4 separate regions of the Homo sapiens genome follow, and all the other regions are linked to region 2. The links are chromatin contacts, found by Hi-C or POLR2A ChIA-PET in ENCODE. All regions are on one chromosome and are shown on one strand. The core of a region is the stretch at or near the end of the contact, and the rest is flanking DNA. Distances in the headings are between cores, read along the strand shown.

Region 1 (2,700 bases), core at 31-2,530, 470 kb before region 2:
CTCACTGCAACCTCAGCCTCCCAGGTTCAAGCGATTTGCCTGCCTCAGCCTCCTGAGTAGCTGGGACTACAGCCATGTGCCACCACGCCCAGCTATTTTTTTTTTTTTTCCGTATTTTTAGTAGAGATGGGGTTTCGCCATGTTGGCCAGGATGGTCTCAATCTCTTGACCTCGTGATCCGCCCACCTCAGCCTCCCAAAGTACTGGGATGACAGGTGTGAGCTGCCGCGCCCGGCCTACTTTTTATATTTTAAAATGACAATATGGAGCAGACCATAACAGTTCTGCCAGTCTGGAATTTAGTCTAGGCAGGGAGTTTGGAAATAGTACAACAATGGTTAAGCTTATCGAAGGAGCTAAATGCCAGGCACTGTTCTACTTCACTTAATCCTCCAATTGCCCAATGAGATGAGTATTGCTATTATCATCCCTATTTCACAGATGAGCAAATTAAGATGAAAATAAGTTAATCAGTGTGCCTATTTTTATAGATTAGTAAGTGGCAGTGCCAAAAATTGGAATCCGTGGTCCCCACTCTTAGCTACCTTACTATACTACCTCTTGCCATTCATTCTTGGCTTCAGGGAGCTTTGAATTTATCTGCATGGATTTGTAGCCAAACCACTGGGACCACTGATCCTTTTGTTACCTTTCTCTGGGCCTCCTTCACCAGCTTCTGGGTCAACTTCTGAGGGGTCATGACGTTCGAACTGCTTGGAATTCCTGAATACAGTGCATTATACATATGCTCTACACGTATCTATTATAGCCTTACAAGTTGGAGTTGTTTGTTATCTATTTAATGTGTATTTGTTTTGTCTCCCCAACTAGACTGGAAACACCTAGAGGACAGGGACAGTATCTTTCTCTTTCTGCAATGCTCCCAGTGCCTGGGGGCTAGGCTAGGACGCCAAGGGAGCTCATTAAAAGTTGTTGACAGTCTCTCCACCATCCTGTGCCCCACCCCGACCACTCCCCTCTTCCTCGGTGGCCACTCCACTTCCTCCTCCCGGGTCCCCGCCCCTTCTCGCTCCCTTTAGTTGAATCCTCACTGGTCTCGCCCCTTCTTAGTGGATTCCATCCTGCCCCCGCCCCCCGCGGCATCTTCAGCGTCCCCTAGCGACGAGGCGGTGGCTCCTAGCAACTGCATCCCGGCTCCCTGACGACGGCGCCACGCAGGGACACGTCAGCGCGCTATGGCCCCGCCCCCGGCGCCCGCTGGTCCCGCCTCCCCGCGCCTCGTTCGCCGCCGCTGTCGCCGCCGCCGCCCGAGACTCGCGCAGAGCAGTTATGGCGGATCCCGCAGCCCCCACGCCCGCAGCTCCCGCTCCAGCCCAGGCCCCGGCTCCAGCCCCGGAGGCAGTCCCGGCCCCAGCCGCAGCCCCCGTCCCGGCGCCGGCGCCCGCCTCGGACTCGGCCTCCGGGCCGTCCTCGGACTCCGGCCCAGAAGCCGGCTCGCAGCGCCTGCTGTTTTCTCACGACCTGGTGTCGGGCCGTTACCGTGGCTCCGTGCACTTCGGGCTGGTGCGCCTCATCCACGGCGAGGACTCGGACTCGGAGGGCGAGGAGGAGGGCCGCGGGAGCTCGGGGTGCTCCGAGGCCGGGGGCGCGGGCCACGAGGAGGGCCGGGCCAGCCCCCTGCGCCGCGGCTACGTGCGCGTCCAGTGGTACCCGGAGGGCGTCAAGCAGCATGTGAAGGAGACCAAGGTGCGGCGGGCGGGGGCTGGGCGGCGCGGGCGGCAGGGGGTCGGCGGCCGGGCCGAGGCCAGGGAAGGACGGCGTGCAGGGCCCTGCCCGGAGCGGTGCCACTGCAGTGGCCGACGCGGGAGGACAGCCCCAGTGGAGGGTACACTCCATGCAAAGTCATTGCAGCAGCTCTGGGCGCACACGCCAGCCAGGCACTGCTGGCCCGGGACCGGGCGGGCCCTGGGCTTCCCGACTTGAGGGGACTTCTAAGACATGTTATGCTGTGGTGTCGGCCTCGAGATTTAGAGACGTGGACCGACTCCCGTGGGGACTCAGGTTCTGGGGCGCGTTCGGCGTTACACCAGTGCGGCGTTTTGCTGACCCCCAAGGAGCTCGGTACTGCATTGTGCATCCAGAAATGAAGGCCGTGCCGGGTCCGTGCAGGGAGGGGTTGTGGGCATTCCAAAACAAAGATAGAGGTGAAAATCCCAGCCGAACCCAAGAAGTTCACTAGCTTACAGGCTGCATTATGGTGAAGCCACCCAGCCTCTTTTTGTTTTACCCTGCTGCCTCCTTTTAATTGCTGCAGGGAACTTTGTGAGTAAAATCATTAGCAATCAGAGCCCCGGTATGAATAGTACTTGGGGGGGAGGATTCTGACAGCTGCGACCGGGATTGATGACTCCTAAGTGCATATGGACTCCTTGAAAAAAATAATCCAGAACCCTGGGTAGAGGGGAGTCACCAATTTGGAAACCCGAAGGTTTTTTCTTGACCTGAAGCTGTTAAGCAGACATCTGACTCCCGTATGGTTTTTGGGGTGATGCTAGTGAGTATAGCAGTTTTACAAAACAAAGAGGCTTGTCATCATAAACCCGAAACCTTGAACCCGGGTTGGTTTGGTGGCTTGTTTTCCAGAATGTGAATTCCTATCAGTAATTGACACACACACACACACACACACACCCCCCTGTATCTCACACCCCTTCTTTCTCTCCTACTTCCCCTCCCCTT
Region 2 (2,700 bases), core at 22-2,521:
GGTTGCAATGAGCTGAGATCATACCACCACACTGCAGCCTGGGCGACAGAGCGAGACTCCGTCTCAAGAAAAAAAAAAAAAATGACTAGAGATGATTCAACAAATCCCTGAATCTCCCTTGTCTACAATCCCACTGGGCAGAACTGTTTTTGTTTTTTGTTTTTTTTCTGTAGAGACAGGGTCTCACTATGTTGCCCAGGATGGAGTGCAATGTCACAATCTTGGCTCACCGCAACCTCCACCTCCGGGGCTCAAGCCACCATCCCATCTCAGCCTTCAGAGTAGCTGGGACTACAGGCGCATGCCACTACACCCAGCTAATTTTTTGGTATTTTTTGTAGGGATGGGGTTTTGCCATGTTGCCCAGGCTGGTCTTGAACTCCTGGGCTCAAGTGATACGCCCGCCTCGTCCTCCCAAAGTGCTGGGATTCCAGGCGTGAGCCACCGCGCCCGGCCCTACACTAGGTTTTAACAGTAAGTGTGCATTTCCCACTTTGATGACGGTGATGGCGAAAGCAAAGAAGTCTGGATTCCAAGACCTCTAGTAACTGCCAGGTTGCGGGGGAAAATGTCTGGTTTCCCAGACAGAAGGCTTAGAGCAGCACCGCCCGCTTGGTCTCATTCTAAGTCCCCGTCCACCCCTTGAACAGCGCTCACAATCCCACACCCAGGGCCCCGGAACCCACGCCTCTGCCAGTAAAGACGCCATTATCTTAACAAAAGGTAACTGGAGCCTCTCCCCAAAGAGACTGGTTCCCGTCCCATTCTTCTCCAATCCGGGTGGATTTGGCAAAAGCCCAAGTGACCCTCCCTAGCAATTCCGCAAAGCCCCATCTCCCGCCCCAGACTCCAGAGTCTCCCGACCACTCTCATTTCGGAGAGGCCTAGGGGCACGGACCCGGAAGCGTGACAGAGGCCGCGGGGTAAGAGGGGGGCAAGTGCAGGCGCAATCCCTCCTCAGCCTCGTTGTCCCGCCCCCTTCCCAAGGCCCCAGCCAACCTGTTCTAGGCGTCGCCGGTCCTCGGATTTCTTCTTTCCGCCTCGCGTGGTCACGTGACGGGGGAGGGGCGGGATACAAAAAGTGCTTTATTTTCCCACTCCCCGGACGCCCAGCAGGGCAGTTTCTTGACCTTCGGAGCCCCTTTCCCGAGGATCCGCTCGGGAGCCTCCCCTGGCCAGGAGCAGGGGATTAGTCTGCCCCGCGACCGGCCCCAGCCACGACGCGGACATCGCCCCCTCTGTCTGGGCCGCTGTCACTCACGCGCCAAAGGGCCACGGAGAAAGAAGGGGCGGGCCGGGGCGGGCCGGGCGAGCGGAGGCGGGGACTTGCGCCGTCCTGAGGCTGCCTCCTAGGGTCCGGCCGGCGCTGGAGCTGCGGATTTAGATTGTCACTGCCACCTCGGTCGGTGCTTACTTCGCTGCCAGCTGGTCGTCGCCATGAACCCGGACCTGCGCAGGGAGCGGGATTCCGCCAGCTTCAACCCGGAGCTGCTTACACACATCCTGGACGGCAGCCCCGAGAAAACCCGGCGCCGCCGAGAGATCGGTGAGGGCGGCGGGCGAGACCTCCCTCCTTTCCCGAGAAAAGCTGGAGACTCCCTCGATGCGGAGTCAGGGGCGCTGTGGGGCCTAGGCCCTCTGGCCCAGCGTTAGGGGAGCCGGGACCCCCACTTCGAGGAACAGCCTGTGTCCCTGGTGGGGGGATATCGCCATTCCCCAGGTGTGTCCGCGACTCTGAAGCCTATTGTGATTCAGGGAGGGTGGAACGGAGGCCCGAGTGTCTGTCTGCCTTTTAATGCCCTTTAACCCCCTTTCAGAGAACATGATCCTGAACGACCCAGACTTCCAGCATGAGGACTTGAACTTCCTCACTCGCAGCCAGCGTTATGAGGTGGCTGTCAGGAAAAGTGCCATCATGGTGAAGAAGATGAGGGAGTTTGGCATCGCTGACCCTGATGAAATTATGTGGTTTAAAAAGTAGGTATGCCTTAGAACAGAGCAAGTGTTGTTAAGCCTAAACTTTACAGCTGCGGTCTATGGTGGCCTTTCATCACCGTGCTTGGTGTTTGAAGATGCAAACTGGCATATTTTCATGCAACTTTATAAAGTTATATGTGTGGCCGGGCGCGGTGGCTCACGCCTGTAATCCCAGCACTTTGGGAGGCCGAGGCGGGCGGATCACCAAGTCAGGAGATCGAGACCATTCTGGCTAACACGGTGAAACCCCATCTCTACTGAAAATACAAAAATTAGCCGGGCGTGGTGGCGGGCGCCTGTAGTTCCAGCTACTCGGGAGGCTGAGGCAGGAGAATAGCGTGAACTAGGGAGGCGGAGCTTGCAGTGAGCCGAGATCGCGCCACTGCACTCCAGCCTGGGCAAGAGTGCGAGACTCCATCTCAAAAAATAAATAAATAAATAAATAAATAAAGTTATATGTGTGAAAAATAATGTGATCACTTTTGTATCCAAGCCTTTTCGTGGGATGACGTGTTTGTAGAATGCTGATAATAAATGGAAATGCAGGAGTTTTTGTTCTCAAGAGTACAGTTTCAAGGATGTTGTAAAAGCATTGTTCTGCCCAAGCAACTCAAATTTGACTGATTTAAATGCAGAATCATTTTGCTCTTTGTAAGGAGGACTGCTAAAATTCTGAATCTGGGAGCATTTTTTTTTTTAGTTGCACGACCATTTAAATATTTT
Region 3 (2,700 bases), core at 177-2,676, 450 kb before region 2:
GATCTGCCCACCTCAGCCTCACAAAGTGCTGGGATCACAGGCATGAGCCACCATCCCCAGCCCAACTTTTTATTTTGAAATAATTATAGATGCATAGGAAGTTGCAAACATAGTAGAGGGCTGGCTGGACGCGGTGGCTCATGCCTGTAATCCCAGCACTTTGGGAGGCCGAGGCGGGCAGATCACGAGGTCAGGAGTTCGAGACCAGCCTGGCCAACATGGTTAAACCCCGTCTCTACTAAAAATACAAAAATTAGCCGGGCATGGTGGCATGCGCCCGTAATCCCAGCTACTCGGGAGGCTGAGGCAGGAGAATTGCTTGAACCCAGGAGGCAGAGGTTGCAGTGAACCAAGATCATGCCACTGCACTCCAGCCTGGGCGACAGAGCAAGACTCCATCTCAAAAAAAAAAAAAAAAATAGTAGAGGGGTCCCCTCTACCCTTCATGCAGTTTCCCTTGATGGTCATGTCTTATATAATCACAGACAATATGAAAATCAGGGAATTGACATGGGTACACAATATGTGCATACAGTTTCACACCCTTTATCACATCTGTGGATTCATGTAACCACATGTAACAGCAGTCAAGATACACAACTCTTCCATCACCACAAAGATCTCTTATTGCCTCACTTTTAAATAGGAATGGATGCCAAGAATAACTGGATATGTTCAGAAAGCTTCCAGTATGGAAGGTAGAGGCCAGAGAAAGCAAAGAGAAAAATGTATCTCCGAGGAATCAGAGCTGATTCAGGTAGGAGAAAGCCTTAAAGCACATGGCAAATATACTCAGAAAGAAGAGCCAATATTTTATCCATGAAATAAAAAGTTACTATAAAAATCAGAACAAGAAAGAGTTCTCGGAAATTAAAACCATTACTTTTTCTTTGAAGTTGACGAAGGCTCCCAGGAAACAGATTAAAAACGTCTGACATCTAGGAAGTCTATAAAGAGAGAAAGGGAAAATTAAGGACCATAATGTATCAGAGAAACAAGAATTATTTCAGAATGGACAGTCATAAGTTTCAAAAATGGTAAATGGAAAATGTCCTGTGGCACATTGTGTGATTCCAGAGCACTGGGCATAAAGCTTCCGAAGAGCAAAAACGGGTCACATACAAAAGACTGGGAATGAAGATGGATTGGATTTTTCAACCTCATTGGAAGCCAGAAGACAATGGGGTGGATTTCCTGTTTCAGTGACATGGTAGCTTGAGCTAAAGTTAGAACCGCTCCCATTACAATCACTTAAAATGCTATATAAGCTATAACAACAGAATAAGAAAGAAAAACAGAGAACCGAAAGCAAAGCAGGAATATAAAGCCAGAGCAGAGTAGGCAGCTCTGGGGAGGGGCAAGGTGGGTTCATTGGACCCTGAAATCGACCCTAACAATAATAGAGGTTTGGATTTGCATGAACACGTGAAGCATGGAGTTGAAACAGAAATCCCCTCAAAAGAGCCATTCCCAGGTAAAAGGGATGCAAGAAAATTTCCCCCATGGGATCAGAGAAATGTCAAGGGAGCTGATCATTGCCCCACACTCTGGATTGTGTTGGAGGAAGTCTTCTGTGAACAGTGGAAAACATCCAAGTTCTAAGTCTGTGTTTATAACATCTACATGTTGCAGGAATGCCCGAGCTGGCACCAGACCAGCCAGCAGACTGGCGATACCCCTGAAGCTTCTTGCTTGCAGAACAAAGGCAGAACTTTTCTAGAGTGACCCTTGCACAGTACAGGCCTTTTGGAATCCTAGGATGCCCACAGATGATGAGCTTGTTCTAGGAAATTACCAAGCATGTAGAAATTAGAACATGAGTCAGCGATCACAACAAACACAAGATTCTCAACATGAGAATTCAAATAATAGAAGAGATTATAATAGAAATGTCTAAAGTGATTGAAGGGCTAAAAGAAGAAATAGATGTCAAAGGAAAGAATAAGACAGAATACATCTTAAAAGGGATTATTTTTTAAAGAATCAAATAAAGCCTCTAGAGTGAAAACATTGAGTTAAAACCCCAGTGGAAATGTTAAACAGCAAATAGCATAAATTCTCAAGAGAGAACTATGGGAACTGGAAAACAGATCTGCAGAAGTTAGTTAGAATTCTGCAGAGATAAAAGAGATGCTTGTGAGGAAGAGACATTACAAACATGGATGGTGGTATGAGGGCCCAGTGGGAAAAATAGCATCCTAAAGGCAGCTTGAGAAGAAAGGCAGATTACTCCCCAGGTTCAACAGTGAAACTCAGGAAATGCCAAGTAGCAACAGTAGAGGCCATAAGGAAGTAAAATCTTCAGTGTGCTAAGGAAAATCAGTTGTTGGCTTAGTTTTCAGCAACCAGCTTAAATTATCGTTCAATAATGGGAACAAATAAGGACATTTTCACAGAAAAAAAAAAAAGTTGTATTTACTAAGAGACCTTCGCTGTACTTCGGGAAGAAGGAAGTAAGGAGAAAGGAGAAATGCGGACAGTAATGGTATCCAGAGGCGTTGGGAAGTGCAGGTAAATCTGAATAAGCATTCGCTTCTGAAAGTGATCGTCACTAATTTGGAGAGGATTAAAAACCAAAGTCCCAACAAAAAATGGAAATCAGTGAGGGGGTGATTTGAATGAACACACTCTTAAGTTCTTTGAACTGTTTGGGAAGTGTAGGAGGGATATTGATTGACTTCAAACTTTCTGAGTCAAGTA
Region 4 (2,700 bases), core at 166-2,665, 500 kb before region 2:
ACCTCTGCCTCCTGGGTTCAAGCAATTCTCGTGCCTCAGCCTCCCAAGTAGCTGGGATTATAGGCATGCGCCACCACACCTGGCTAATTTTGTATTTTTAGTAGAGACAGGGTTTTACCATGTTGGCCAGGCTGGTCTCAAACTCCTGACCTCAGGTGATCCACCTACCTCGGCCTCCCAAAGTGCTGGGATTACAGGCATGAGCCACGCACCCAGCCAGTTTTAGTTATCTTTGAAAAATGAACTGGGGCTGGGCACAGTGAGCTTGCACCTGTAATCCCAGCACTTGGGAGGCCAAGGCAGGCAGATGGCTTAAGCCCAGGAGTTCCAGACCAGCCTGGCTAACATGGAGAGACCCCCACCTCTACAGAAAAAAGACAAGAAAAATAAACTGGGTGGCCTTGGGGGACAGGGACCAGCACAGTAGGTTTCTCATCTCTCGGCCCACCTCGGCCTCCCCAAGTGCTGGTATTACAGGTGTGAGCCACCGTCCCTGGCCTGCATCTTCATGCTCTTTTCAGGGTTTGGTTCTTGCCTCAAGCGGAGAGATCAGAAATTGAATGAGGTAGTAAGTTGAGGACCTCCCAGACCCATATGGTCCGGGATGCAAATGATGGTCAGAAATAGACCTCACTCCAACCACTGGGCCTGAGGTTCAGCCTGGTTCAGGCTGGGTTTAGTCCCCAGGGATGGTTTGTTTTTGGTTTTGTGTGTGTGTGTGTGTGTGTGTGTGTGTGTGTGTGTGTGTGTGTGTGTGTTTTCAGACAGAGTCTTGCTCTGTCGCCAGGCTGGAGTGCAGTGGCGCGATCTCGGCTTACTATAACCGCTGCCTCCTGGGTTCAAGCCATCCTGCCTCAGCCTCCCGAGTAGCTGGGATTACAGGCACGTGCCACCACGCCTAGCTAATTTTTTGTATTTTTAGTAGAGACGGGGTTTCACCATGTTGGCCAGGATGGTCTCGATCTCCTGACCTCGTGATCCCCCCACCTCGGCCTCCCAAAGTGCTGGGATTACAGGCGTGAGCCACCGCGCCCAGCCGCCCAGAGATGTTTGAACCAACTTTAGGCAAGTTGGTTCTTGGTCTGGGCTGCGTGCCCTGGCGTCAGGGTCCTGACACTGCGCCACCCCGCACCGCCCACCGCTGCTCTCCCGGTCTCCATTCCAGCCCTCCCGCCTCCTGCCCACAATGGCCTCTGCTGACAAGAATGGCGGGAGCGTGTCCTCTGTGTCCAGCAGCCGCCTGCAGAGCCGGAAGCCACCCAACCTCTCCATCACCATCCCGCCACCCGAGAAAGAGACCCAGGCCCCTGGCGAGCAGGACAGCATGCTGCCTGAGGTAAGGGGGCTGGCCTGGGGGCTCACTGTTCTGCCGTAGGTAACAGATGTACCCACGTGACACTTTCTGGTCAGTTTCACTTCCCAGAGGGGCTCCTTCCTGAGCCACAGCTGCTGTCTGTGCAGCCCTTGACTCGGGCCCTACCCCCTCCTTCCTGGGCCCGAAATATCACAGGGAGTAAAGCCAGGAACCGGGCTCACTCTCATCGTGGTCAGGGGCACACAGGAAGGGCCAGCCCCAAGAAAGTGCTTGCTGGTAACCCTGGGGCCCTGGCTGTTCTCATTTCACCCCCTAGGCCTGGACTCTCAGTCTCTCTTCTGAGGGCTGGGGGCTTTCTTTGACATGGGTGAGCAGGGGACAGTGTCTCCCTGGCATCAGCAGCCCGCCTAGGCAGTGTCCGCTTCCTTTGGGAGGACGAGAACAGATCAGTGTTTCTGACAGTCTGGTCTAGTGCCCCATAAAGAGCTCATTGAAAACCGGCTTGTGGCAGCGTGGGCTTCCTGCACAGTCTGGAGTATAAAGGGAAGCGATGTTAACGCCCCCCGTTCACCCGAGAGCTCTGCAGAAGACACAGCAGCAGGCAGGAGCGTCATGGTGCAGAGGGGAGGGACTGGATGAGGAGTTAGGAAAACACACGCTGGCCTTGACGGAGAAAAGTTAGACAATGGCGATTTTAAATTCAGAATGAGGCTGGGCGAGGTCGCCTCATGCCTGTAATCTCATCACTTTGGGAGGCTGAGGCAGCCAGATCACTTGAGCCCAGGAGTTCGAGACCAGACTAGACAACATAGCAAGACTCTGTCTCTGCAAAAAAAATTAAAAAAGAGCTGGGTGTGGTGGCACATGCCTGTAATCCCAGCTACTTAGGACACTGAGGTAGAAGGCTTGCTTGAGCCTGGGAGGTCGAGGCTCCAGTGAGCTATGATGGTGCCACTGCCCTCCAACCTGGGCAACAGAGCAAGACTCTGTCCCAAAAAATATATATATAGGCCGGGCATGGTAGCTCATGCCTGTAATCCCAGCACTTTGGGAGGCCGAGGCGGCCAGATCACTTGAGGTCAGGCAGGAGTTCGAGACCAGCCTGGCCAACATGGTGAAACCCCGTCTCTACTAAAAATACAAAAATTAGCCGGGTGTGGTGGCACATGCCTATAGTCCCAGCTACTCAGGAGGCTGAGGCAGAAGAATCGCTTGAACCTGGGAGGCGGAGGTGTCAGTGAGTCGAGACCACACCACTGCACTCCAGCCTGGACAATACAGTGAGATTCCATCTCCAAAAAAAAAAAAAAAAAAAAAAAAAAAATATATATATATATATATATACATATACAAACACACACACACACACACACACACACACACAC

The links. Hi-C counts contacts between places; a loop is a spot of excess contacts on that map. ChIA-PET counts read pairs that join two places held with the same protein, here RNA polymerase II (POLR2A). Pooled maps may share reads with other maps.
Region 1: a map of naive thymus-derived CD4-positive, alpha-beta T cell shows a loop between it and region 2 (14-fold over the local background). The contact joins the promoter of UBE2O here to the promoter of TEN1 in region 2. A Hi-C loop is called at or near these places in 2 of 168 maps with a recorded cell type or tissue (both naive thymus-derived CD4-positive, alpha-beta T cell) and 9 of 50 pooled maps. POLR2A ChIA-PET finds 5 or more read pairs at or near these places in 2 of 52 experiments (activated T-cell and naive thymus-derived CD4-positive, alpha-beta T cell).
Region 3: a loop to region 2 is called in a pooled map, with 2.8 times the contacts of the local background. The contact joins the enhancer-like site here to the promoter of TEN1 in region 2. A Hi-C loop is called at or near these places in 2 of 50 pooled maps. POLR2A ChIA-PET finds 5 or more read pairs at or near these places in 3 of 52 experiments (GM12878, OCI-LY7 and T-cell).
Region 4: a map with no recorded cell type shows a loop between it and region 2 (5-fold over the local background). The contact joins the enhancer-like site here to the promoter of TEN1 in region 2. A Hi-C loop is called at or near these places in 1 of 37 single-sample maps with no recorded cell type and 4 of 50 pooled maps. POLR2A ChIA-PET finds 5 or more read pairs at or near these places in 2 of 52 experiments (GM12878 and activated B cell).

The regions. Positions count from the first base shown.
Region 1 is chr17:76,451,732-76,454,431 of GRCh38, reverse strand. It overlaps UBE2O (ubiquitin conjugating enzyme E2 O), which reads left to right and starts at 1,280. Exons shown (of 18, transcript NM_022066.4): 1 at 1,280-1,707. The coding sequence starts at 1,291. It also overlaps a transcript of AANAT not described here. RefSeq lists silencers at 1,106-1,274, 1,069-1,608, 1,729-1,928.
Region 2 is chr17:75,977,811-75,980,510 of GRCh38, reverse strand. TEN1 (TEN1 subunit of CST complex) reads right to left here and starts at 1,271. Exons shown (of 4, transcript NM_001113324.3): 1 at 1,000-1,271. ACOX1 (acyl-CoA oxidase 1) reads left to right here and starts at 1,345. Exons shown (of 14, transcript NM_004035.7): 1 at 1,345-1,546; 2 at 1,818-1,977. The coding sequence starts at 1,438. It overlaps TEN1-CDK3 (TEN1-CDK3 readthrough (NMD candidate)), which reads right to left and starts at 1,294. Exons shown (of 10, transcript NR_037709.1): 1 at 1,000-1,294. RefSeq lists enhancers at 783-882, 1,004-1,587, 1,453-1,682, 1,588-2,171 and a silencer at 1,303-1,372.
Region 3 is chr17:76,426,622-76,429,321 of GRCh38, reverse strand. All of the region lies in intron 1 of UBE2O (ubiquitin conjugating enzyme E2 O), which reads left to right. Among named protein-coding and RNA genes, the nearest start is that of UBE2O, 25 kb to the left of the region's middle. Within about 2 kb of position 1,426, at least 7 of the 41 ENCODE cell types and tissues checked have a DNase peak (open chromatin) inside an H3K27ac peak, as active enhancers do; they include GM12878 and OCI-LY7, where a contact is called at or near this core.
Region 4 is chr17:76,480,011-76,482,710 of GRCh38, reverse strand. It overlaps RHBDF2 (rhomboid 5 homolog 2), which reads left to right. Exons shown (of 19, transcript NM_001005498.4): 3 at 1,166-1,336. The coding sequence starts at 1,187. Among named protein-coding and RNA genes, the nearest start is that of AANAT, 14 kb to the right of the region's middle. RefSeq lists silencers at 839-888, 949-1,048, 1,869-1,938. Within about 2 kb of position 1,415, at least 14 of the 41 ENCODE cell types and tissues checked have a DNase peak (open chromatin) inside an H3K27ac peak, as active enhancers do; they include GM12878, where a contact is called at or near this core.